Linked DNA regions of Homo sapiens: all the other regions are linked to region 3. A link is a loop called in an ENCODE intact Hi-C map of the cell type or tissue named here. Cell type or tissue: IMR-90. All regions are shown on one strand.

Region 1 (5,000 bases), 140 kb before region 3:
TCATAGTACTTAGTACAAATATTTTGCAACAAATTTGCAATAGTATATGTGCAATAAATATGTAAATAAAAAGAAAATTTACAACTGGAAGTAACTTAGACATAATATGGTGTAATATGCAGAAGATTGAAACTGGACCCCTTTCTTACACCATATACAAAAATCAACTCAAGATGAATTAAATACTTAAATGTAAAACCCCCAATTATAAAAACCCTAGAAGATAACACAGGCAATATGTTTCTCAACATAAGAACGGGCAAAGGTTTCATGACAAATATGTCAAAAGCAATTGCAACAAAAGCAAAAATTGACAAGTGGGATCTAATTCAAGTAAAAAGCTTCTTCACAGCAAAAGAAACTATCAATAGAGTAAACAGACAACCTACAAAATGGAAGAAAATATTTGCAAACTGTGCATCCAACAAAGGTCTATTATCCAGCATCTATAAGAAACTTAAACAAATTTACAAGCAAAAAACAATCCCATTAAAAAGTAGGCAAAGGACATGAACAGACACTTTTCAAAAGAAAACATACATGTGACCACCAAGCCTATGAAAAAAGCTCAGTATCATTAGAGAAATGTAAATCAAAACCACAATGAGATACCATCTCACACCAATTCAGAATGACTGTTATTAAAAAATCAAAATATAACAGATTCTGGGGAGGTTGCAGAGAAAAGGCAATGCTTATACACTGTTGGTGGGAGTGTGAATTTGTTCAACCATTGTGGAAAGCAGTATGCCAATCCTCAAAGAGTTAAAAGCAGAACTATCACATGACCTAGCAATCCCATTACTGGGTATATACCCAGAGAAATATAAATCATTCTACCATAAAGACACATGCATGTGAATGTTCATTGAAGCACTATTCACAAAAGCAAAGACATGATGTCAACCTAAATGCCCATAAATGACAGACTGAATGAAGAAAATGTGGTACATATACACCATGGAATACTATGCAGTCATAATAAATAAGAAGATAATGTCTTTCTCAGGAACATGGATGGAGCTGGAGGCCATTATCATTAATAAACTAACACATGAACAGAAAACCAAATACATCTCACATATAAGTGGGAACTAAATGATAACTCATGAACACAAAGAGAGGAACAATAGACATTGGGGTCCACTTGAGGATGGAGGGTGGGAGGAGGGAGAGCATCAGAAAAAATAACTATTGAGTATTAAGCTTAGTACCTGGGTGCCAAAATATTCTGTACAACAAATCCCTGTGCAACAAGTTTACCTATATAACCAACCTGTACATGTACCCCGAACCTAAAATAAAAGTTAAAAAAAAGAAAAAAGAAAGAAATGATATGGTCTAATGACTTAACTCCTATGGATAACAAAACAGTTAGGCAACTTACCCAAGGTCCATAGTTAATGACACAGGCAGAACTAGGATTCAGGTTTCTTAGCTTAGGTTTAGGGCTTGTTATTGTCAGCTCTTCTATTTCTAGGAAGATGATTTTCATAGAAACTTTCAAGGATGAAATAAAACCTGTGTGTTATATCAGAATATTATATTAATAACTATATTATGTTAAAATATGTACATTTCACCTAATTAGAAATGAATATAGTGAACAGATACAGTGGTGGTGAATTAGGGAAAGTAGGATGATGTTGAAGATAATGAATGAGTCTGACTTATGTATAAAATATCATCAAAGATGAAGGCAATTACTATGAACCTTATAGAAAGGAAAAAAATACTAGTACAGAAATTTGAGAAAATCATTAATAAATAAATGATTAATAAATGAATTATATGCCTCCAATAAATATAGAATAATGAAGAAGAGGGAAGCATCTGAGAATAGACTTTCTGAATTTTATATTTACATTCTGAGATTTAAAGTAGAAGCTTGAGGATATGGTAAAATTTTGTTATAAACAAATATACCATATACTTAAGTCTACAGAATTTTGAATACTATATGCTACATATAATTGAGTTTTATTAATTCAAGTGATATTAAAGATGCACATTAATTTTATCAGGGGGTTGATTGAGTTAGTATAGGCTATTATTATAATAATTAAACTGAAGGAAAACAAGAGAGATATTCTAAACTTATAAATGTGGTAGGTCAATATGACACTTTGAGTTTCCAGTCTTCACAACATTTTCCTCAATGTTATGGTTTTAATCTTCATGTAAGCTCAGTGAATTAAGTGAGAATTTTCTAAGTATCTACATTTGACAAATAGGAAAACACATGTGTAGAATGACATTTTTGACTTATGCTTATATGATTGCAGATTTGTATACAAAACCAGGTTGCCTTATTTTGAGTTCGTTGTTAATTTTCTTGGTTCATCCCTGATTAGTGAGTCATCTTGAAGTAACGTCATTCAGATACTTTATTAAGCATTTTAACTCATAGACGGCTCAGCAATACAGAAACAATTTTAAGTATTACCAGCAGTAATAAACAGAATACGCCGAATTTGTTGCTGAGGAAACCCACAGTAGCTTTCAGAAATCACAGGAAACCACAGTCAAGATTTCAGCTGCCCACACCATCAGTGAGTGATTTGAAGGAAATTGCTCACACCACAACAGAACTGCACCATCTGTCAAAGCCACTTGCTAGAGGGGTAGTAATGGCTCTGCCTTCCCTCAGCCTTTCACACTCCATGTAAATGCCTCTTGTTCTCAGGCTCTGAACCAGAATCCTGCTGGCAAGGGATTCTGGAAGAAGTGCTCCTTGATTCCAGCTCCAGCATGGGATACAGGGGAACAGGCAAAGCATGCTTGTTGCCCCTGATAAAAATAACACATTGTCCTTCGACATACAGCTTATAAAATTTCTTAAGAACAAGCTATTTGTTTCTAAATTATTATATATTTGAGACCTAGATGTTTTCTATGGATAGTGTGTACTAAACATATGTTTATTGCTGCTGCTGATAAGAGCATTATGGTGGTTTTCTGTAACTTGCTTTAGTGTTATATTGTTTTTGAATGCACTCATAGAAAAATTGTCAAATCTACTGTATCCATACTTTAAAATAAGTCTTTTGTTAAATCATCAGCAATAACAATGAATTAGTAATAGTGGCAATAAAAGTAATATGCAAACACTTACTGAGTTTATAGACTATTTCCAGTGTGGTACTTAGGGTCCTTTACATCTCTTGTTCCAAATCTTACCACAATTCTGCTAGGGAGCTATTTCACATTCCACTTTATAGATGAAGAAGCAAATATCAAGAAATATTAAGTACTTTCCCAAGATCACACTTATTCAAACATAAGTCTGCCTGACTTCAAACATGCTTCTCCTACAACATTTGTTAATTTAGATTATGTGAACACAAGTAAATACAGCATATATATACATTACTGTAAATACATTACATCATTCAATTTTCAATTTGTTCCCATAGTAGAAAATCAGAAGAGAAATTACCTTTCTCTTCTTTTTAGTATTTTAAGTTAACTCTTTGTGAAAACAGTAACAGAAACTGTGACAGAATGTGAAATTGCATTTAATATAAATATGGTTCTCAAACTTTAAGCCCCATAAGGTCAATTACAAAACAGCTGTCTCCTAAAATGTTATTTTCCAGCAAAACAAAAAAATCCATAAAGGATCTTCTTTGTCTGTTTTCTGCTACTGCCACAGAATACCACAAATCAGGTAATTTATAAAGGAAAGAGATTTGGTTTAAGGTTCTACAGGCTGAGAAGTCCAAGATCGAGGATCTACATCTAGTGAGGGCCTTCTTGCTGCATCATAACATGGCAGAAGGGCAAGTGAGCACACAAGACAGACAGCAAATGGGGGATGAGCTTATCCTTTTATCAGGAGCCCACTCCCACAATCACAGTCTTAATCCACTCATGAGGGCAGGGCTCTCATGACCTAATCGTCTCGTAAAGGCCCTCCTTAATATTGCTACAGTGAGAATTAAATTCCAGCATGAGTTTAGGAGGGGGCAAACATTCTAGCCATAGCAGTCTTCCTTTAGTGCTTTGTTTTGAAAAGCAGTGGCAATGAGAAACATCGAGAATACCCTTGCCTCGAGAGATTGGTGTCTCCTGTGTTTCATGTTTTTTCTCCTGCCATTCTACTTTTCCATTTTTTTTCTTTTCCAAAGCATGTTCATTTAGAGCCAGCTAGGGTCACCTGGCAAGCTGTCTGTGTAACAACTGCTTCCACCACTGTCACTACAGGCCTTCTGGATGTTCATTTCATTCCAATTCTCTGACTAAGTTGTATCAACAATCTCCATATTATTCTGAGAAAATTGCAGTAGGTGCAGCTAAACTCCACCCAGTTAAAGTATGGTATAAAAAATCTTATGAGACCACTGTTGTATATGTGGTCTGTCATGAACGGAAATGTTATGTGGCATGTGACTGTACTAGAATTTATTTTGTGGAGGAAATGAAAAATAACAGTAATGTATAAAACAATAGTTCTCAAACTCTTTGATCTCAGGACTCTTTTAAACATTTTTATAATACTGAGGATTCCAAAGACCTTTTGTTTATTTGTGTGATATTGATCAATATTTACTGTATCAGACAAAAGCGTAAATGCACACAATCCCACAAAATTTTGCATTCCACTTCAAAGGGCCCCTTGATTCCCTTTGTGGTGCATCCACAGATTATAGATCAAAAAACTAATATATTGGAATTTGAGCTTAGAATACACGTCTGATTTTGCCAGAACAATTTGGATTGGTTCTAAAAAACAAAAAACTTCACAATTTTGGTTTTCTATTGCTGAGCTAAAATATTCTATAGTATAAATCATGCTGCTGGGCTAGATGGCCTTTAAAATCCCTCCAAACCTAGGATTATATTGCATTATGATTCATCCTTATTGGCTAGTTAGACTGTTCTGATTTCACTGCTCTATTGCACCACCGTTACTTCACTCAAGTCATATCCAACTGGCCTCAAGTTTATTCCCCAGAAACTGTAGTCATAAATTTATCTTCCAATTTCCTTTGCTTAAT
Region 2 (5,000 bases), 270 kb before region 3:
CCTCTGGTAGTATCAGTTACACTGAAAATCAGTTGTATTCTTTTGCTTTATTTCACTGGGCACCATCAAACTAACAAAAGAGGAGAGTAACAGAGTAGGAGAAGATGGAGGATGCAAGGGAATAGGACACCTGTGTCCTAACCTCCTCTCGGGTATATATCCCGGGTTGGGGAACTCTTTCCACAAGCCCGGAGAGAACTGGTAACAAGAGGGCGGGGCGAGTGCGAGTTTCGATCCAGATAGGGCCTCCAGGTGGAGCGCCTGGGATCTCAACGGCACCTGGCCCCCGGGCGGGCGGATTCAGCCCCCGGGGAGCAGGCGCGGGAGTGAGGAGCCCCGATTGATTCTGCATGGGATGGGCCACGGCTCAGGGGGCCAGAGGCGGCGCCAAGGCAGGGGGCGCGGATCCAGCACAGCTCCTTCCCGGCCCAAACCGAATAAAACTCCCAGCAGCCCACAGTGAGACCCAGTGGAAAAGGCGCCCTCTGCTGGAGAGGCGCAGACGGGCGGAGCTGGAAGAGACAAAACCCAAAACACCTGAACATTTATTTCAGCAACTAGAATACTTCAAGTAGGAGGCGGGGGAAGCCGTGCCTTGTCAAGTTAAAGCGGACAACTTGTTCCTTCTCAGCACACCTCACTCCCAACTACCCTGCAGGATGGAGGTGTATCAGGAAAAACAGTGCTCCGGATCCCTTACCTGAGATCTAAAGACGCCACATTTTCTTCACAAGTGTTCTTAAGTCAACTGGGAGGACAAAGATTGCGTGAGTGCTTGGCTTATATGGTTTCATTTCTGTTTTCCAGTTGTCATTGTAGGCATGATCAATCTCTGCAAAAACAAAAAGAATAGGTTTAGGAGTAAAATATCCCTGAAATTAAGATTTCTAACCGTTCCCCTTCTAAGTGTATTTTAAAAGGGCACAACCAATTTCTTGATGTTTTGGATTTATTATTATTATTATTATTATTATTATTATTATTATTAAAGACAGGGTCTCATTCTGTCGCCCATGCTGAAGTACAATGGTCCGATCATAGCTCACTGCAGGCTTGAACTCCTGGACTCAAGCGATCCTTCAGCCTCAGCCTCTCAAAATGCTGGGATTACAAGCGTTAACAATTTCTCCCGGCTGCATTTTATTATTCTAATTGCGCAGCTTTGTCTAGTAAAGGATGGAGGACTAAAGGGAATAGGACACCTGTGTTCTAACCGCCTCCTTTTGGGTAGAGATCCCGGGTCGGGGGCCTATTCCACCTGACGGAACAGAGAGGTGCGGCTGCGCGTTTCGGTCCGGAAGAGGCCTTATATCAATGGTAGTTCTCCCTGCCTTTATATACCTCTTCTGTTAAGTTTGATAGTGCCCAGTAAAATAAAGTAAGAGTACGACTGATTTTCGGTATAACTGATACTACTAGAGGAAAAGTCAGCAAGGGAACATTCTAGAGAAACTGGTCTGTGCAGAATAGCACAATTTTTAAAAAAGTGACAATAAGACAAGGATAATTTCCTACTTGATTTTAATGGTACATCTTTTCTTTATTATTAGGTAAAATGAGAATTAAAACATCGCATTTTGTCTGTCTTTAAAGAAAAGAAAGAACTAGGACTTATTCTAGTGCAGGTTTTTTTCTTTCTTTTTTTTTTTTTTTTGACGGAGTCTTGCTCTGTCGCCCAGGCTGGAGTACAGTGGTGCAATCTCGTCCCACTGCAACCTCCACCTCCCGGGTTCAAGCGATTCTCCTGTCTCAGCCTCCCGAGTGGCTGGGATTACAGGCATCCGCCACCACACCCACCTAACTTTTGTATTTTTAGTAGAGATGGGTTTCGCCATGTTAGCCAGGCTGGTCTAGAACTCCTGACCTCAGGTGACCCACCTGCCTTGGCCTCCTAAAGTGTTGGGATTACAGGCCTGAGCCACTGTACTCAGCCTTTAGTGCAGGTTTCTACATTAATCTTCCTCTCCTTTGTTCTCGTGAGCTGACTATCAAGACCAGATTAGGATATGTGGTTGTTTCCTAAGAGACTTAAGCTTGGGGGACATGTGTTTGTTTTGGGAGTATGTCAGTATGTCTGTGTGTGTGAGTATGGTGGGCAAGGGAAAGAAAGATGAGATCCTCCCTCTCAGTTTAAGGTAGTCTAGGTCTCAGGAAAGAAATGAGGTATGAGCTGCATAACATTTGGGTAATGAAGCAGGTCTTCGAAGAACCAGTAGGGCTTCGAAGAACCAGTAGGCCTCCAATGTCCCCATCCATGGCCATACACGTGGAATCAGTGAAATGGATGAGAGTAGGTTCCCGGTCAGGATCATGTACAGGGAGTTGAGAATTCACTTTTCTTTCTTTCAGAAGACCAATTTTAATTTTTCCACCCAACAGGGGTCAGCAACACACAGAAACTTGTCTTAACTAACTCTTTCCTCTTCTTTAAAATATTATCTATATATAGATAATTTCCCCTTCTTTAAAAATTATCTATAAAATTCTCTCTCTATATATATCAGTAATTTTTAAAGGGGAAGATATATACATAAAGATATATATGTTTAATATATAGATAATTATGTATATCTCTGTTTTATTTTATATATATGATAAAACAGAAAGAGAGAGACAGTGTGTGTTTACTCTTTTACCCAAGTACATATGCCTTTCTAGTGCTTTGCAGAGTACTTTGAATAAGAAGGTTCAGAGACATCTGAAAATTATCTGTGAACTTTTGCTATTCTGATTCTTTTAAGGTGGTATATTATAAAATTTTTAAAGGTACAAAATTACTTTAAAACAGCCAGTGGGTTAGTAGTTGGTAATGCTAGTAACTGATAGTAGATGACATGTAAGTGCTCACTATGCCACTATGCTGGACAACACAAGCAAATACCGCACATACATTATAGAACTTGATTCTCACCAGCCTGATAATATCAGCGTGTGTCAGGCTTTCTAGGTGGTATCCACTGCGCTAAACACCTCAGTATGCACTATTTGATTTATTTTTTCTTAACCTTACAAAAGAGGAACTACTATCAATTCCACCTTAAAAATGAGAACACTTTTGATTACCTCTGTAAAAAAGAAAAAAAAAAGGAAAAAATGAGAAAATCAAAGCTTAGGAAGGTTAAACAATTAGCTTAAAGTCACACTGGTAGTAAGTGGTGGCACTGGGATTTGAGCAGGCAGGCTAGTCTTCGCCACTCTTGTTATTATACATTCTACACTCTTACAGAGGAGTTAGTTGAGATTCTTTAGAGGTAAATCCAATCATGTTACTCTTATTCAGTATCCTTTAGTGAGTTCCCATTTCTATCAAAGTAAAATCCACACTCTTTATTATCATGTACAAGGCCCTCTGAGTTCTAGCTCCCTGTTACTCTGACATCAACTGCTGCTGCTTTCTTGTTCTCTGCCAGCCATAGCTGTCTCTTTGCCCAACAAGCCAGGCAACACTCTTCTGTCTCAGGGCTTTTGCACTTGCTGTTTCCTCTTTTGGGAATGCTTTTTTTTCTCAGCTATCTGCATGACCTCAGGCCTGGTGAAACATCGCATCAGGAAGTTAGGGACTGGTCTATTCCAAGTTGCTACCTTCCTTTCTACTCCTAATCTTGACACTCCCTATTCTTCTTCTCTCATTCCTTATATTTTTTCTTAAATGTCTATATTTTTAAATCCACCTATTTATTAACAGTTACTTTTCCTCTTTAAGATATAAACATCACAGAGGGCAGGTATTTTTGCTTCCCTGTTTAAATTGCAGCATCAGCATTTACAATAGAACGTGGCATAGTAACAGGCACTCAATAAGTATTTGAATGAATGACAAGAGCTTAGGAAACTCACCCAAGTTCACACAGTTAGCAATAGGTGAAGTGAACTTTGTTACAAATCCAGTATTGGATTTATCCACATATCAAATGCATAAACCATCTTCCTGGGCTCTTCTTAGAATTCCCTTGGTCTTTAATTATAATAGACTGAGTGAACATGAATAAACAAACCAAACAGGAAAAAGGCAGCATTTGTTACTGTCTCTTAAAGTGGGATACTTTAAAGTGAGATCAAATCAGAGGCCAGGTCAGCGAAAGGGGACACTGGTCTTTAACAGAAAGGGAGTTGACAAGTGATGAAGTCAGGAATGTGCTGATGTTTCTGGGCTGCGTGAAGGGGCAAAGTGTGGGAAGGTCCTGGATGAAGCTGGTGTTGGGTTAATTAATTAGGGTGGGATGCCTGTGCATTAAGGGGAGGAAGGAACCAAGGGGATTGATTTGGAGTAGACTGGAGTCTCAAGTAGCATTTACAAAGGATCCTGGAGGCACAGGAAGGATGGGAGAAGTGTTGGGTACAGCTCAATTTGGCGAGTGGCCAAAGAAACATGTCAGATATTAGTGAAAACAGGCCACAGCTGCTGCACTTTACAAGCTAAATGGCAGGCCTTTCCTTAGCCCTCCCCCACCCCAGCCCATCTTATGTCTTGTAATAGTTATTTTCTTCCTGAGACAGCCAGCCATAACTCAGTTCTCACTTGAGGGCACAGGAGAAGCAAAGGGATGCTGAGGCTTCATTGCCAAGGGAAGAGGGTTCAGAGCATGAATGAAAACTCAATTTCTCCTGAAGCTGAGAATTTAAATGTTAGTGTATTGAAGACCCACCTCTTTCATTCCCAGGATCATTTTTAAAAAATCACGGTTATTTCTCTTTAATCTCATGATATCTAAACTTGTCATTTCTAAGATTTCTAGAATACTTAAAAGTCTTTTAAAACTGTTTTCCTCTTCAAAATGTATTTGTACATTTTGTATATTTGTATATTTCTCCTTTCTAGAAAAAACATCCTAGATAGTTCAGAGTAAAATAAATGTGTGCATATCTATATATATATCTATATATATATGTATATATATATCTATATATATATCTATATATATATGTATATATATCTATATATATATCTATATATATATGTATATATATATCTATATATATATCTATATATATGTATATAT
Region 3 (5,000 bases):
TTCTCATTTTATTGGTTATATAGTTTTACAGGATATTGATAAGCTAAAATTTAATTGTTGCCTTTCCAACTGTTAGGCATTTAAATTATGTTCAGAGAATATCAGAGAATAGTCACCTGCATACAACTATTTCCTTTCAATTTAAAATAATACCGAACAGCAAGCAATATGAGCACGGGGATGGTGTGTCACTTTACGCTGGTCATTGCATTTCCAGTCCCTAAATCGGTGAATTGGAGGTGCTCAGTTATTACTTCTGGATTTTCCGAATGAATGGAATCCTATATTTTGAACTATGCTGCAAAATTGTTTTACAAAATGACTTGCTTTAATATTTATTAAAACTAGCAATGTATGAATATACTAGTTTCATCATGTGCTCATTAAAACTATATATTTTATTGATTTAAAAATACTTCATTATTTTTATATTTTTCTTATATAGATTGTAATTTGCATTTCTTTGGTAATGAAGTTGAATATATTTTCATGGATGTTGTCTAATAATATTTGCTCTATTTCTAATTGTTGGTTCAGATGAGGGAAATAAGATTCTGGGATGTTGGATGATAATCAAGAAATATGCACTTAAATGAAATTAGTCAAGCATCAAATCTCTTTCTGATACATTAAAATATGATCTCTACCATGACACCTCAAGCATAGTTAATTTTTTAAGCAAGTGTTTTGATTAATTTAGCTCACAATGTGTATATATGCGAGACTCTCAAGTTAAAATATTTATGGCTTGTCCTCTGTAGAAATTATAAATACATTATTCTTAAATCCCAGATTTTCATAGATTTAATTTAGTTGAATTGTCAGTGATTTTGCTCATGTTAGTAATAACCAGTAATTGCTGACTATTTTAATTCAATAAATTATTTTCTAAAATTTTAAAATGTTTTAAAATTACTTAAAATGTTTTGAGACTTAAGAGGTTTTTATTTATAGGTTAGAATCCCTCCCACTACTTATATATTTTGAGTCAGTTGTATTTTGCAAGTCACAGAGTAATTTCTGAATATTAAATATATCTTCACAGAAAACACAAACAACTTTGGGTGCTGGGGAAGAAGAATTAGCTTCTTTTAGAAGGATTTTATGGACATTGGGGCTAATAACTTTCTGCAAGTAGGTTTAAAGAGGGCTAGAATTGCAAAAATGTATGGCAAATAACGCTTTAACGTCTACCCTAAAGTTAGTTTACTTCATCATTGCTGAGATATTGAGGAAAAATTATAGTTTCATTAATAAGTTGGATGTTGCTTCTAAGTGCTTAATTTCTAGTACTTTTTGACAAATGTATTTTATGTGAAGCATATTTAAATCTGGTGTACTAGAGTTAGGGCAATAAGGCCAGGTTTAGCTAGAGGGAGCGCTGAGATTGTCTCATCGAGGGGAGCTGGTTTTAAACACCTTCCTCAGGATGATGCATGCTCCGTGGCCCTCATATGACACACCCTGCTGGGGTGACTACAAAGAGCTGAGTCACCAAAGCTCCGATCCTCACTTCTCAGTGAAACTCCTGTCAGTTGCAGTCAGGAATGATGGAATACTATCTGTAATGTTAATATTTGAGACACTGATCATAGGTTTTCGAGGGGGTCATAATTTGTACAAATATACACATGCATACACACGTATGTATACTTGTTTTCATATGGCAATATACGTGTCTCCTGTTATTCTTTTCCTGAGAACTAATGTTTTTTCTAGATGTTTGTGACAACATCACACGTATCAAGTAGGTAGTGCCGAAAAGGAGCCTGTTCCCAGCCAGGAACCGGCCACAGTAACAAAGCGGGCTGCCGTTTTCGAAAGCTTTAAGCACCTAATCTCCAGAGTGTTGTGATTGTACTCCCCCTCTTGTTTAGGCTTGGAATCATCAGTATTCATGCAGTTCGCAGAAATTCTGTGTAAAATACAATATTAATATTAAAGTATAATACATTATACCACGGCTTCTCTACAAGGCATGCTGCTTCTACTTTATTTCGTGGAATAGTTCTTAGGTTAATTTGTCAGTTGAGATTTGAGACTCTGAAAAAGAAAGATGGGGTTTTAGAGAGAATCCGAACAGTTAAAATACATCGTCCTCTGGTGTCCTTCTGAGGTATTGCCAGTGGGAAGACTTTCAGAAACCTGAATAATGAAGGGAAGGAGGAAAGAAAAGGATTGATGGCGTTTTTTCCTTTAACTGAATAAATTTTAACAATAATTAGCTTATTTCTAGGGAAGGACCTGGTGAGGGGTTCTTATGAGGAATAAAGAAACGTCTTTATTCTTATCTCACTCCTTAGGTTTTTGTTGTTGTTTTGAGACGGAGTTTCGCTCTGTTGCCCAAGCTGGAGTGCCATGCGCGATCTCGGCTCACAGTAACCTCCGCTTCCCAGGTTTAAGCGATTCTCCTGCCTCAGTCTTCCCAGTAGCTGGGATTACAGGCGTGTGCCACCACGCCCAGCTAAATTTTTTTTTTTTTTTTTTTTTTGTATTTTTAGTAGAGACAGGGTTTCACCATGTTGGCCAGACTAATCTCGAACTCCTGGCCTCATGTGATCCGCATGCCTCTGTCTCCCAATGTGCTGGGATTACAGGTGTGAGCCACCGCTCCCAGCGTAGATTTTGTTGTTATGGTTCGTGTTACTGTTGTTTTTCCTCAGCCTTGAGCCAGTTATTTTCTGCTCAAAACGTTCGACCCTATATCTTTTGGCCTCAGAGAGCAGTAAGTGCAATCAGGGTGTAATCGAACAGATATCTGTGGTGCTCCTTCTATGTGTCATGTACTGTGTTAGGTACTAAAAGAAAGATGGAGGGGATACTTGGAATTTTCTCACTTGCTCTCAAGTCTTTTCTGACTATCCAGGTTTTGCTGATTATTTAATCAAACTTGTTTTTTTCACAGACAACACGAACCTGCAAGTAATCATCCGACCAACTTCCTCTACTGCTTGGGAATTGCAGGCAAGTTCAAATTCTTCCCCCAAATTTCTCAGACTCCTCGGAGTTGTCTCAAATCTACTTGAGAATCGTTCTGTATTTCCACGTAGCCCATCTCCAGAAGCTACTGAAACACATGCATCAAAAGTCACTGCAAGTGGGAAAAGGGTCCCTGAATTCCTTCTGCGCCCCGCGCTGCTACATAAAGGGTCGTGTTGAGCCCTCGGTGGCAGAGATTTCAATCTGTTGTTTTAAAACTTATTTTATTTTCTATTTGCTTAGAGACTTATAGATGAGTCAACTTTCCTCTGCAGAAACTGAATCCTTGGTAGGATGAGGCATTCACTTAAATGAGGATCAGAAACTGGAAGAGGGGGTGGGAAAAGTCTGGAATGTTGGGTACTGTTCAGAAAACGCTGGTTGGGGAGAATGAAGAATTATGTGAAGCAGAGAGCAAGGAAGCATCATGAGGGCTCTGGACATTGCAACAGGAATGAGAGGATGCAAAATGCAGGGAGAGTGGTCAGTGCTGGAAAAGGTGTAACTATGCCAAGTGTAAGCTCTGGGTGTGGCAGTGTCATGGGGTGGCATCTCCCTCCCTCTACCCCAAGGGTTAAGTGGCCAGCAGTATCCCCAGGCCTGGGCCTGGTATTAGGGCATAGTTGTAATGGACAAAGTAATAACCAGAGGCAGTGCCCTATGCAGCCTATTATTTAGCATTAAAGGATCCAGGACTCAGTTATTAAATCCAAATAGAGAAAACCAAAAGGGACTGGGATCTGAAGCAAAGTGAATCAGAGACTGAAAGAGCAGCTGCCCTAATAAATGCAAGTATGGAAGAAATTCACAGAGCCAAGTTTCCACACCCACCGTGTTTTATGTTTGTTTGTTTGTTGTTTGGTTTGGCATGCTCATGGCCTATGCCACTGTATAGGAAACTGACATCCTGCAAATGAAAATCATATCCCCAATTCAAGTTGGTTCAGAGCCCAAAGATCCCCAGAACACTGGGTTGAATGATGCAGTAAAGTATTTTGAAAATTAGTCTGCTTTTCTCCACCTGCACATCCTCTCCCTCTTTGTAGCTTGGAGACCCATACACAATTCCAGAATCCTACAATTATTATTTTAATTAATTTGAGATGAACTAGTTCACAATACATTCTCATTATGTTCTCTGAAATCACTTCTGTTTATGTCTCTACTATAGCCCTTGTTGGAGTTTTGTTAGTTGTTTTTGTATCTACTGTTTTCATTTGTTATTAGAGCCCCTTAAAAGCAGAGACCATGTCTTCTTATTTATTTTTGTATTATTAGTACTTAGCACAGGATGTGCCTGTGGTGTTTTTTAAAGGTGATTTATCAATATTTTGCTGAGTAAATGGATGAATTGATGAGTGATTGAGGTACATTGTAATAAATGAATTGTAGATAAACTGAGACCAGGTCAATTCATTTATATTCACTTACATGGCTAGCCTTTAAGTTTCTGTTTGAGATGGGCTGTCAGGAGCTTAAACAAATTAAAAATAAGAAGAAACAATACCCCAATTAGGAAAATGTTCCATAGTGTTTAGTTTAGTATACAAAATGGAATTAAAAAGAGGCACCCTGGAATATTATAACATGTAACTCAAGCTATAAGTTCATTTTGTCCATAAGTCTCAGGTGTGCTATATTTTGGAGGAAAATCTAGGTTTGGTGGTCAGCAGTGAGAATGATGACTGATTTCTGATGGTGGGTTATCTAGGTGGGTGAAGTAGAAAATCATAGATGCCACTTCATGGCTTTTTGGGAGAGCCATTTTTATCATTTTTATTTTAAAAATGATAATTACTCTAAAACTTTTAGACCTCAAGATATATTTCTGATTAGGCACAAGTAACAATTGTAATATAGTAAAACTCAAATTAAATACCTGTAGTTTTGTCTTTGCTTCTTTCTTCTCCCCTCCATCCCCCAGCAGAATTGAATATTTTTAGATTGTTTATCTGAGTGCTGGTGTCTGATCTTGGTAAACTTGTTGACTGTGCTTACTCTGTGGGTACAATTATTTGAAC
Region 4 (5,000 bases), 63 kb before region 3:
ATAATTCAATGATTTCTTCTTCACCTACCGCCATCATTCACAGACAAGAAGCTCCAGGAGGACCATGGTGCATCTTCTTAAAGATTAATTTATTTGAAGGTAAATAATTCAAAGTCTACTAAAATTGATATAATATAGAGTAGGTTACAAAATTCACATTTGTTTTTAAACCTGGAAGCTCCAGAAATTTTAACATGAGCTACAACCATTTCAGGTGATGTTCCTCTATCTTCAGAGGATAAATACTTGCTCACAATTGCTGTTAGGAGTAATATGATTTAAAAAGGGATAATGAATGGATAAGATCCAAATTCCTTAACATGGTTTATAAAGTTTATTTTGATCTAGCCCTCCTTGTCTTCTCAGCTTCATAAGTGTCTTCTTAGGCCTCACCCAAGCACTAATCTGACTAACTCCTAGTTGTCATTACCTCTCAGGCATGGCTTCATCAGAAAATCTTCCTTCTTTCCCTCCTTTCCCAATCTGGTTTTAGACTTCCCTTCTCTACAATCCACCAGCATCCTGGGCCTACTTCTATCATAGCCCCTTCCACATTGCTTTGATGTTGTGGTTTTCTTATGTGATTCTTCCATTAGACTGTAAGCACCCTAAAGGTAGGTGTCATAGAGCTTTGAAAGTTCAGTGCCTAAGATAGTATAGCATACATGGTAGGTGTTCAGTGAAGCTTATGATTAGTTGAATAATCACCCTCCACAGAGCACAACACAGGTGTTCAATAGATGTTTAATTTAACAATTGATAATCAGAAAATAGACATTTCTCATTAACTCTTTCCCTTTCCTTTTGAGCATTCATAATGTTCCACCACTAATTCTTAAAACCCAAGTTCCCACCCTCTAATCACAAACTCCTGTTGCGAGGGGGGATTGCTGAAGGGAGTCTGATAGGACACAGATCAGTGCATCTGCAAATTGATCCTTCTCAGTACCAAGTGGGCTTCTTTGTCATCTGACAACCTTTTAAATTGTCCTTTTCCCTCAGTGGATATTTCAAATATTCACCACTGTCATTGATTCCATTAACATTTCAGTATGAAGTTCACTCTCTAATTCATAGTTTATCCTCAACTTTTGCCCTCCATTTAAAACACTGACAGATTCATCTTTATCTTGTGTGTTCTTCTGTTTTCTTTTTCTTTTATGGGGAAAGTTATCCTCTTCTCTTCAAGAGCTTGCCCTCCAGGCTCTAGGTGCCAATAATCACCTGACAGCAAATTCCACGAATGCTTCGCCTTGTGTATTGTAAGTGGCCATCTGTTGCATTTGACATCATTACTGATCTTTTTGTAAGTGGAAGTCCCCTTGGTTTGAGTGATAGATTATCTTACTCTTCAACTTCTTTGTCCTTTGTGCACTGTTTTCTAGAGTTCCATCCTTTACTGTTCTTTCATTACCCATATTCTCTCAATAGAGAGAATTAGATCCTTCTACTCTGAAGGATTTAATTGCAAGTGATATACTAATATTGGCCAGATTTGTATACTCTGCCATACAGCTCCTAGACATCTCAACCTAGAAGCTTTATGGAGATTTCAAACTCAAAAATCAATAGCTTATCATCTTTATCTCATCTTTCTTCTTCTAATACCCTTAAAGTTCTCTTTGTCTTCTGTTTCCTCTCTGGGTAAATTGGCAGCATCATCAAGTTGCCCAAGTCAGAAACCTGGGAACCATCTCACAACATCCCTTTTTAATGTTGATGAAGAGCTCTTGACAATTCTTCCTCCTAATCTAATCTCAGTTTTTCCCACCCTCTTTAATCCAGCTGTCAATGCTCCTGCCTGGTCCTCACCAGCTCTCACATGCTGTGTTACAGCAGACCCTAATTGTCCCCCTTTCAGGCCTCACCTCTCCCAACCCACAGTTTTTACGGCTGCCAGTGTTGGTTCTCTGAGTCAGCCCAGATATTGCTTCCTGTAGAAACTCTCGCAACACCATCCCCTGGGCAGATATAGCTGCTTTCTCCAGTATGAATCTGAGACCTGGTACAGCATAAAGTTCTCCTGTAATCTTTTACTCTGTTGCATTCTTTCATTTTCTGTTTCTTTCATTTTCTCTCTTCCACTTAATTGCAAGCTCTTTGATTACAGAAGTTGTATCTTTCTGAATTGCTTAATAAATATTTATTGAATGAAATGTTTATTGAGTGAATTCTTCCAATTCTTTGCCTTTTTCCACTTAATTTCACTGTTATTGTTTTTTATTTAGAGGTAGAAGAGTGTAGCATTTATAAGTTCAGGTTCTGCAGTGAGACTTTCTGAGTTCAAATCCCAGCTCCTCCTTAACTTTGCAAGCTCTCTCATTTTTCTGTGCCCAGTTTCCTGATCTAGAAACTGGAGATAATAATAGTAACATTTTCCAGGAAATTATGAGGACTAAGTGAATTAACATGTAAACATTTGAATTTCAGACTATTGCCTGACACACATTAAGCCCTTAGATGTTACTTTTATTATTGTCATATTTTTTCTTTTTTCATCTCTTCTTCTTTCCTTCCTTTTTCCCCATTCTTTTTGTTTGTTTGGCATTCAATTTTCTTCCTTCTTCTCCTATTACTCTCATATTTACTAACAGCTCATAATGTCCCAGCCACAGAGAAGGTCCTGCTATGAGGAGTCACACAAACAAATACCTCTGTAAGGTCATGTTGATGTGACATTTAGAGATGGAGTAAACAGTTGCATTGTGGCAGTGGTCATGCTCAGGAATTTGACTGCAACACAGCCCTCTATAGCATGGAATGCAGAATAATCTCACTCCAGGACCCCGTCCAAGGCAGGGTGGAGCATTTCTAGGATATTATTTGTGTTATGACTCCAGGCATGGGACTACTGCAGGCTTCATGGCTGTTTCTTTGTGGTCAATATCATCTGATGGATCCATTTCAGAACCTTGCTCTGAGCTGGTCTTTCCTGGTGGAGAAGGAGGGCTCCAGACTGGATTTGGGGAGCACATGATTTTAACCCTCAAAGGGAAATTTCTCTGGAAGTCTGACTGCTACTTCTTCCAATATTTTGAAAAGAATAAAAATGGAAAGACTATACCACCAGACTTTATGCAAATATGTGATTGTTTATGGCCAATGTTATATGGACACGTCAAAATGGTCTATCTGTGTGGGTGCATGAGTTCATTTTCAGTAATATGAACATCTAGAAAAGTTTAGGTGTGTGTGTTTGTGTGTCTGTTTGCTGTAGAAAGAAACCACAAGGGCAGTTCAAAAATATGCTTAGCCTTTTTTATAGAATTAATCTAACCCAAATTTAGAGGAGAAAGACTCAAAGATTAACCAACATGAAAATACTTAATTGGGCAAATTTGGGCAAAGGCTTTTGTTTTTATGTTTTTATGATTAGTTTTTGTCACAGGATAATAATTGGATTAGGTCATTAAGAAGCCCCGACACACTAAATTATGTAGCCTAGTGCCTTACACATAGTGGATACTTGGTAATTACTTGAGGGATGAATGAATAAGCAAGGAAATGGATTCCTCAGTTTAAATGATGTGTACCAAATTGCCTAGATAAGTTTTCTGGAGGAAGATACTTATGAATACATCAGCCAAGATAATTGGAATGAAAGTAAAAGGCTAGGATAAAAATATTTAAGGGGAAAAGTGAGTTGTGGCAACGAATTTAGAAATATAAATTCAGTTACTATTGGCCTAGTGACACTTGAAAGCCATTTGTAAGATTACTTTTTGTGGCAAATTAGTGGAGACAAAGAATAATTTACAAATGAAAACATGTTAGGAATGAAATGTAATTTTAAGCCTGAAATACTTGCTTGTCCTCCACAGCCACATCTGCCTCAAGATCAAGTCCTTCATAGCTAATGAAAACCAGAAAACAAGAGAAAAACTTAAAACTGAGATTTCTTTAACTATTGTTCACTGAGCATACATTTAGATAAGGCCTTGTGCTTAGTGCTTCAAAGACTTGAGAAATCCAGATCTTGATTTCAATAAATTTATTCTCTAAAGAAGAAAGAAATTGAGTAAACAAATTAATATTGACACAAGAAAGATTATAAGACAAGGAAGTTTTTGGTATTTTCTTGTTTTTGTTTTTGTTTTTTTAGTTATATCAGTAAGGATTCAACCAGAGAAACAACATCAGTAGGAGATACTAAGAGATTTATTGCAAGGAATTGACTTGTGCAATTCTTGGTGATGTCAAAGCAAGTCTGAAATCCACAGGACAAACCAAGAAAGGCAAGCTGAGAGTCCTGAGCATAATTTCAGGTTGCTATCTACAGGCAGAATTTCTTTTTCCTTAAGGAAGCCCCAGTTCTGATCCTAAGGCCTTTGACTGATTGATTCAGGCTCACACTGACTATCTGGGATAATCTCCCTGCATAACATCAACTGATTATTGACTTTAAGCACATCTACAAAATACCTTCATCGCAACAGCTAGATTGTGATTGAAGTTTGATTGAATAATGGGGACTATAGCCTAGCCAGGTTGCAAGGTAAAACTGACCACCACAGTCCACATCTTGCCAATTTTACATCCATACACATCTTCTGGAACCATACTTAATCTCCAAATAAAAATAATGGCAAAATCATACTTCCATCTAATATGATACAACTATCTTCCATGCCACCAAAACCACACTAACGCTTTCCTCAGAAGAGGATGCAAAGTCTTGGGTACTGTTCACTTTTCTCCTTGATATTCTATAATGTAAATATTGTGATATAAAGTTAACTATTATTAATACAGCCTATGTTAGATGAAAAGGGGATAAGAGAGGAAAGAACACAAAAATATTTGCTAAATATATATACAAACATTCATAATAAGAAAAAAATCTGTAACTATTATAGTCCTTATTTTTGCAGCTGATCATTAGCCATAATTGATATTTATAACTATGTTCTTCCACTATTCATTCTGTATTCCTTTTGCCTTCAACAAGCACCTCAACTGCTTATTTTTTATTACCTGCAGGGATGTCCCAGATCTTCATT
Region 5 (5,000 bases), 530 kb before region 3:
ATGATCTGTTTCTAATGGTTGGACTAGCTTAAGCCAGTTTAAATCCAGGGAAAAGGCTTGTTTTGGAAATGTATCTACACAGTGTCTGAGAAAATCTATGCTACTTATTTGTATTGATGAAGCACTTTCTTTTTCCTTTCCTTTCTCAGTAGTTTATAATAAGAATTTTCTTAACTTTTGAAAATGAATGGATAACCAGGGTCACCAGGCAATCGAAGAAAACACATTCAATTCAGTAATTCTTTTGGCATTACTATGAGGATTAAGTCAGATAATGTGTGTTAAATGCTTAGTATTTATCACTTAGCACGTATTCTATAAGTGATAATTATTACTTTAGATAATTAAATGTAAAATCTGAGAAAAAGTCAATAGAGCCCCTAAAGTTTCATTTTTTTCAATAATTCTCACACAAACTCAATAAATTTTAGAAAATTCCTCCTATCTGGTAGGCACTGGGAGTATAGTTGTGAAGAACTGGCAAAGACCCCACCTTGATGAAGTAGACATCTTAGGGCAGAGGCATACCACCAACAAATAAATCCATAATATCATGGAGTGACTGGTGCTCCAAATTAACATAGGGCTCAGCTGGTTCAGGGATGGAGTGTAATGGGATGGAGTGAGGAAGGGGATGGCTGCCTTTGTTAGCATGTTTCGGGGAGCCCTGGATGTAGAAGTCACATTTAAGCAGAGGTTCTGAGTGATATGAGGAAGCAAGTCATTGCAACATCTGGGAAGAGCGCTCCAGGTGGGTAAAACAGCAAGTGCGAATACTCTAAAGTGGGAATGTTCAGGCAGAGTTAGAAGTCTTGTGAGACTGGGCACAGTGTGGAAGAAGAAGGTCCAAGGAAATAAGGTCATTCCTGCCCGGTTTCTGTGCAGCCTGGAGGCCATTCTAAGGACTTTGGATGGAATCTGAAATATGAGATGGAGACATTGAGGAGTTAGAAGAGAGAAGGCTCATGATCTGGTTGACACTTATAAAAAGTGAATTAGAAGACATTTCAGTAGTCCTGGGAAAGAAGATGGCAGCTTGCCTAGGGTATTAGCGATGGTGGAGATGAAAAAGGTCAGACGAGGGCTGTATTTTGAATGCAGAGCTGTTGAGTTGTCTATGGACTGACTTTGAGACGTGAGACAAAAAGAGAAGCTAAAGATGGCTTCAACCTGAGTAATGCGATGAAAGGCCATGTGGTTTGCTAAGGATCATCCTTAGTGGGATGAGAGCACCAAGGAGCAGGCTGGGAGGACTTGAAGGCGTGTGATCGTTAAACACTAGTGTTAGATGTGTTGCAGCAGTTCTCTGTAATTAGTCTAAAAGCCCTCATGTAAGAAAAGTGACCATTCAGATTTAACAAGATTGGGATTCAGAAAAGGAGACAATGACTAGAAAATTGGATTCTAATAGAGTTAAGACAGAAACATCTGGTAACAGTTTCCTCACATCTCTGGCACTGGGGAATAGGGGTTATTAATTGAATTGCACTGTGTGTTCATTGTGATTTGTAGCATATGTATGTGACTGAGACACAGATATTAATATGGAAGAATTTCCTCCTCCTCATGACCTTCTGAGGACTTCAAGGGGCCTGCTTTACTCTTGGGCCTTTTTGGTATTGATTAGGGTAATTGATAAAGAGAAGATTTGGCAGCAGCTGAGAAAAGATAGGCAAATTTACACCGGAAAGGGCATGATCCTACAGAAAAAAATTGTAAAGTGAAGAAAGGGGAACAAGAGGCTGACGGGAGACAAGAAACAGTGTGGGAACGTCACAGTGAATTCCGGCTCAGGGACTATGTGATCCGGGAATGGCTCGGCCATTTGTCTTCTATAATAATATTCACATTCTAGAAGCTGTTTTTAGTAATTAAATGCTGCATTTTTAAAAGCATTATCCATTTTTTATTTGCTTATAGACATATGTTTCAAATCTTGGCACCATAATAAATTGGATTTGTAGAAACATGTGAACATTCAAGATAGAAATACTGCTTTAAAAAGGGTTATAACTTGAAATGACCCTCAATTAAACATATTTTAAGATCTTAAATAATTTCAAGAAGTAAAAATTAAAACTTTAGTAAAATTTCAGACTTTCCATTATGTTTTGCTATTGTAAGATTATGAAAACAAACAGATTAATATCTTAGAAATCAGAAGTGTTCCAAAATAACCAAGAAGCTTTCTTTCATGTCTACCTTAGGAAGAAATATTAATAATAATAACAACTAATATTCACTGAGCACATATTGTGTGCCAAGCACTGTCCTGAGTATGTCTATTTTATGGATGAGAAAGCAAAGGTACAGAGAGCTTATGAAGGTCACACAGGTAGGAAACAGCACAGCCATGCATATCCGTGCTCTTAGTCTCTGCAGCAAATTGTGAAATTCTTTCAGGAAGCCAATTTGAATAAAATTCATAAGAATTTTAGTTCTTAAAGAATTTTAGTTTCTCTTTTGCTTTAGTTAAAATCTCACTAGGTTAGTTAAATTCTGCTACTAAAATATTGTTACATTCAATGAACTTTTTATGCAAGGTAGTCAAACTAAAACAAAAGCTAAAACAAAGCCTCCGCTCTCCATCCATCACTTCATTTTATAAGCTATTATAGCAACTTCACCAGCAGATGGCAATGTTGGCTTGGAAAAGTCTGGTGAGCCCACTGCAAATGATTCAAGGGCCAGAATTTTCTGGCACTGGAGAAAAAAGGAGCTGCTTAAGGCTTTTTGAAAGAAGATTTTTGTTTTTGTTTATATAATGATACTGTTGCTTTATTATTTTATGACTTCTCTCTAACCTTCAAGCATTAGCGTTAGACTTGTAGCGAAGGAAAATTCTAGAAACCTTAAAATCACAAGATTTCTGAAACAACACTTTGATTGGACTCATTTTATCAGAGACAAAAAATGTCTGCATGACAACAGACATTAAGTATGCTTACTTGCCTTTTTTTTTTTTTTCTTTCTTTTTTGAGACAGAATCTCGCTCTGATCCCCGCTGCCCCGCCACCCGGGTGGAGTGCAGTGGTGCGATCTGGGCTTACTGCAACCTCCGCCTCCTGGGTTCAAGCAATTCTCCTGCCTCAACCTCTTGAGTAGCTGGGATTACAGGTGTGCACCACCACACCCAGCTAATTTTTTATATTTTTGGTAGAGACAGGGTTTTGCCATGTTGGCCAGGCTGGTCTCGAACTCCTGACCTCAAATGATCCGCCCGCCTCGGCCTCCCAAAGTGCTGGGATTACCGGTGTGAGCCACCGCACCTGCCCTCTTACTTGTTTTTCAAAAATGAAGACAACATTTTAAATTGTAGTTACTTAAAAAGAGATGCAAAACATGTTTTCCCCAGGACTGAAGTACTATAAGATCATAAGATTTAAAAGCTAAAAGGTAATTATAATTTTAAGCTCATTAATTATATTGCAGTTTCACTGAAGTCGTATAAACACCATAAAATAAGATAAATAAGATCATTTAATAGAAAAAAAATCCCTTAAATCATTTGTCTTATGTAATGTAAATGTCGTTTGTAAATATTTACTTGCCTGATTTTCCCAAGGTATTTGATTTTCTCGCTCACTCTATGTTTTCCATAGTAGTAGCTAAAATCACTTTTGTAATGAACTAATGTCAGCAATGCCATAAATGCTGAATATTTCAGGGAGTCCTTATATTAAAATTAAAAGAAACTTCTCTAAGCAACTTTGTTGGGGCTCAAGTACTAATTTATATGGAATTACCTGCTGTTAGTGCCTGTCACGAGTTTTAAAATCATGAACAAGTTTAGACAGAGAATATCTCCTTCAACTTACTAATCTCTTATAAACTGATTATACTCATTTTGAGATTAATCATTCTGAGGTTTTCATTACTTGTATTGGTGCCGCAAAATGGTAAACTTGTACTGAGACTTATTAGTTCCAAACACAAATAATAAGAACCAGTAGACAATTTTCCAAAGTGGATGGCAGAAAGTTTGGCTCTGTGTGACTTAATTTGTTCATTTACTCATTCATTCCTAATTTATTTTTTTCAATAAACGCATACCAAGCACTAAGATATTAGGGCTATAGGGTTGATGAAAACTGTCAAAGTCCTGCCTTGAAGGAACTTACATTCTAAGAGGCTTATAATAAAAGCTCATGTTTATTAACTGTAAGACATACTTACTGTTATAGTGACATTATACTGACTACTGTAAGCAATACTCTTATTTAATCTTCATAATAAATGCATGAGTTTGGGGCTGGGTGTGGTGGCTCACGCCTGTAATCCCAGCACTTTGGGAGGCCGAGGCCAGCAGATCACCTGAGGCCAGGAGTTAGAGACCAGCCTGCGCAACATGGCAAAACCCTGTCTCTACTAAAAAATACAAAAATTACCCGGGCATGGTGGCATGTGCCTGTAGTCCCAGCTACTCAGGAGGCTGAGACAGGAGAATTGCTTGAACCCAGGAGGCAGAGGTTGCAGTGAGCTGAGATTGTACCACTGCACTCCAGCCTGGGAGATAGAGCGAGACTCCATCTCAAAACAAAAAAAAAAAAAAAAAAGAAAAAAAAGCATATGAGTTTGGTTCTAATTTACATCAAATGAATAAATATCAAGTAACTTGATATCTTATAGCATGATAGTTTTACCTTGGAAATGGGTGTAAAATTTATTTTTTGGTTGCCAAAAAATGCCATTTGGATAATAAGGGATTGTCTATGGTTTAGATGAAACTGATTTGATCCATCAAAAAGATTTACTGAACAATTACTATGTGTCTAGTACTCTGCTATAAATTAGGTAAGAAATGGAAAATTATTCCCTTCCTATAAGCCACATATATTCTAGTTACATAGCTGTATTCATTTTTATTCCATTATTTAAGATGGCAACCCGTGAGGAGTCTCTGACCCATCCTCTTCCTACTTCTTATTAAAATTCTTGGGAAAAGAGTATCCAACAGAGCCAGTTACACAGGAGGGTTGACAAGTGGCAGGCATGGGAGC

Evidence for each region. A loop is a pair of places that touch in the nucleus more often than their neighbours do. Peaks named below come from ENCODE experiments on the same cell type or tissue, not always from the same donor. Only the 100,000 strongest peaks of a DNase experiment are listed, where the experiment ranks them.
Region 1: it touches region 3 in a loop (5-fold over the local background); 6 of 110 quality-filtered maps call a loop at or near these places.
Region 2: a loop joins it to region 3, with 8 times the contacts of the local background. A loop is called at or near these places in 28 of 110 quality-filtered maps.
Region 4: it touches region 3 in a loop (6-fold over the local background); 3 of 110 quality-filtered maps call a loop at or near these places.
Region 5: it touches region 3 in a loop (7-fold over the local background); 69 of 110 quality-filtered maps call a loop at or near these places.

Annotation. Positions count from the first base shown.
Region 1 is chr6:133,705,182-133,710,181 of GRCh38, reverse strand. The region is part of intron 4 of TARID (TCF21 antisense RNA inducing promoter demethylation); the gene reads left to right. Among named protein-coding and RNA genes, the nearest start is that of LINC01312, 110 kb to the left of the region's middle. RefSeq lists a silencer at 2,364-2,564. In IMR-90, no CTCF peak of the experiment used is centred here; DNase peaks (open chromatin) are centred at 2,511, 4,231 and 4,901; H3K27ac peaks cover 1,145 bases.
Region 2 is chr6:133,833,425-133,838,424 of GRCh38, reverse strand. The region is part of intron 2 of TARID (TCF21 antisense RNA inducing promoter demethylation); the gene reads left to right. It overlaps LINC01312 (long intergenic non-protein coding RNA 1312), which reads right to left. Exons shown (of 3, transcript NR_027030.1): 2 at 701-832. Among named protein-coding and RNA genes, the nearest start is that of LINC01312, 15 kb to the right of the region's middle. RefSeq lists a silencer at 411-460. In IMR-90, CTCF peaks have their summits at 486 (motif pointing left) and 2,380 (motif pointing right); no DNase peak of the experiment used is centred here; H3K27ac peaks cover 586 bases.
Region 3 is chr6:133,566,154-133,571,153 of GRCh38, reverse strand. It overlaps TARID (TCF21 antisense RNA inducing promoter demethylation), which reads left to right. Exons shown (of 9, transcript NR_109982.1): 5 at 2,906-2,964. Among named protein-coding and RNA genes, the nearest start is that of EYA4-AS2, 110 kb to the right of the region's middle. In IMR-90, CTCF peaks have their summits at 1,384 and 2,103; DNase peaks (open chromatin) are centred at 1,443, 2,073 and 3,293; H3K4me3 peaks cover 695 bases; H3K27ac peaks cover 1,840 bases.
Region 4 is chr6:133,629,359-133,634,358 of GRCh38, reverse strand. All of the region lies in intron 4 of TARID (TCF21 antisense RNA inducing promoter demethylation), which reads left to right. Among named protein-coding and RNA genes, the nearest start is that of EYA4-AS2, 180 kb to the right of the region's middle. In IMR-90, a CTCF peak has its summit at 2,734; DNase peaks (open chromatin) are centred at 1,938 and 2,708; H3K27ac peaks cover 2,382 bases.
Region 5 is chr6:134,094,953-134,099,952 of GRCh38, reverse strand. All of the region lies in intron 2 of LOC124901404 (a long non-coding RNA gene), which reads right to left. Among named protein-coding and RNA genes, the nearest start is that of SLC2A12, 45 kb to the right of the region's middle. In IMR-90, a CTCF peak has its summit at 2,637 (motif pointing right); a DNase peak (open chromatin) is centred at 2,652; H3K27me3 peaks cover 576 bases.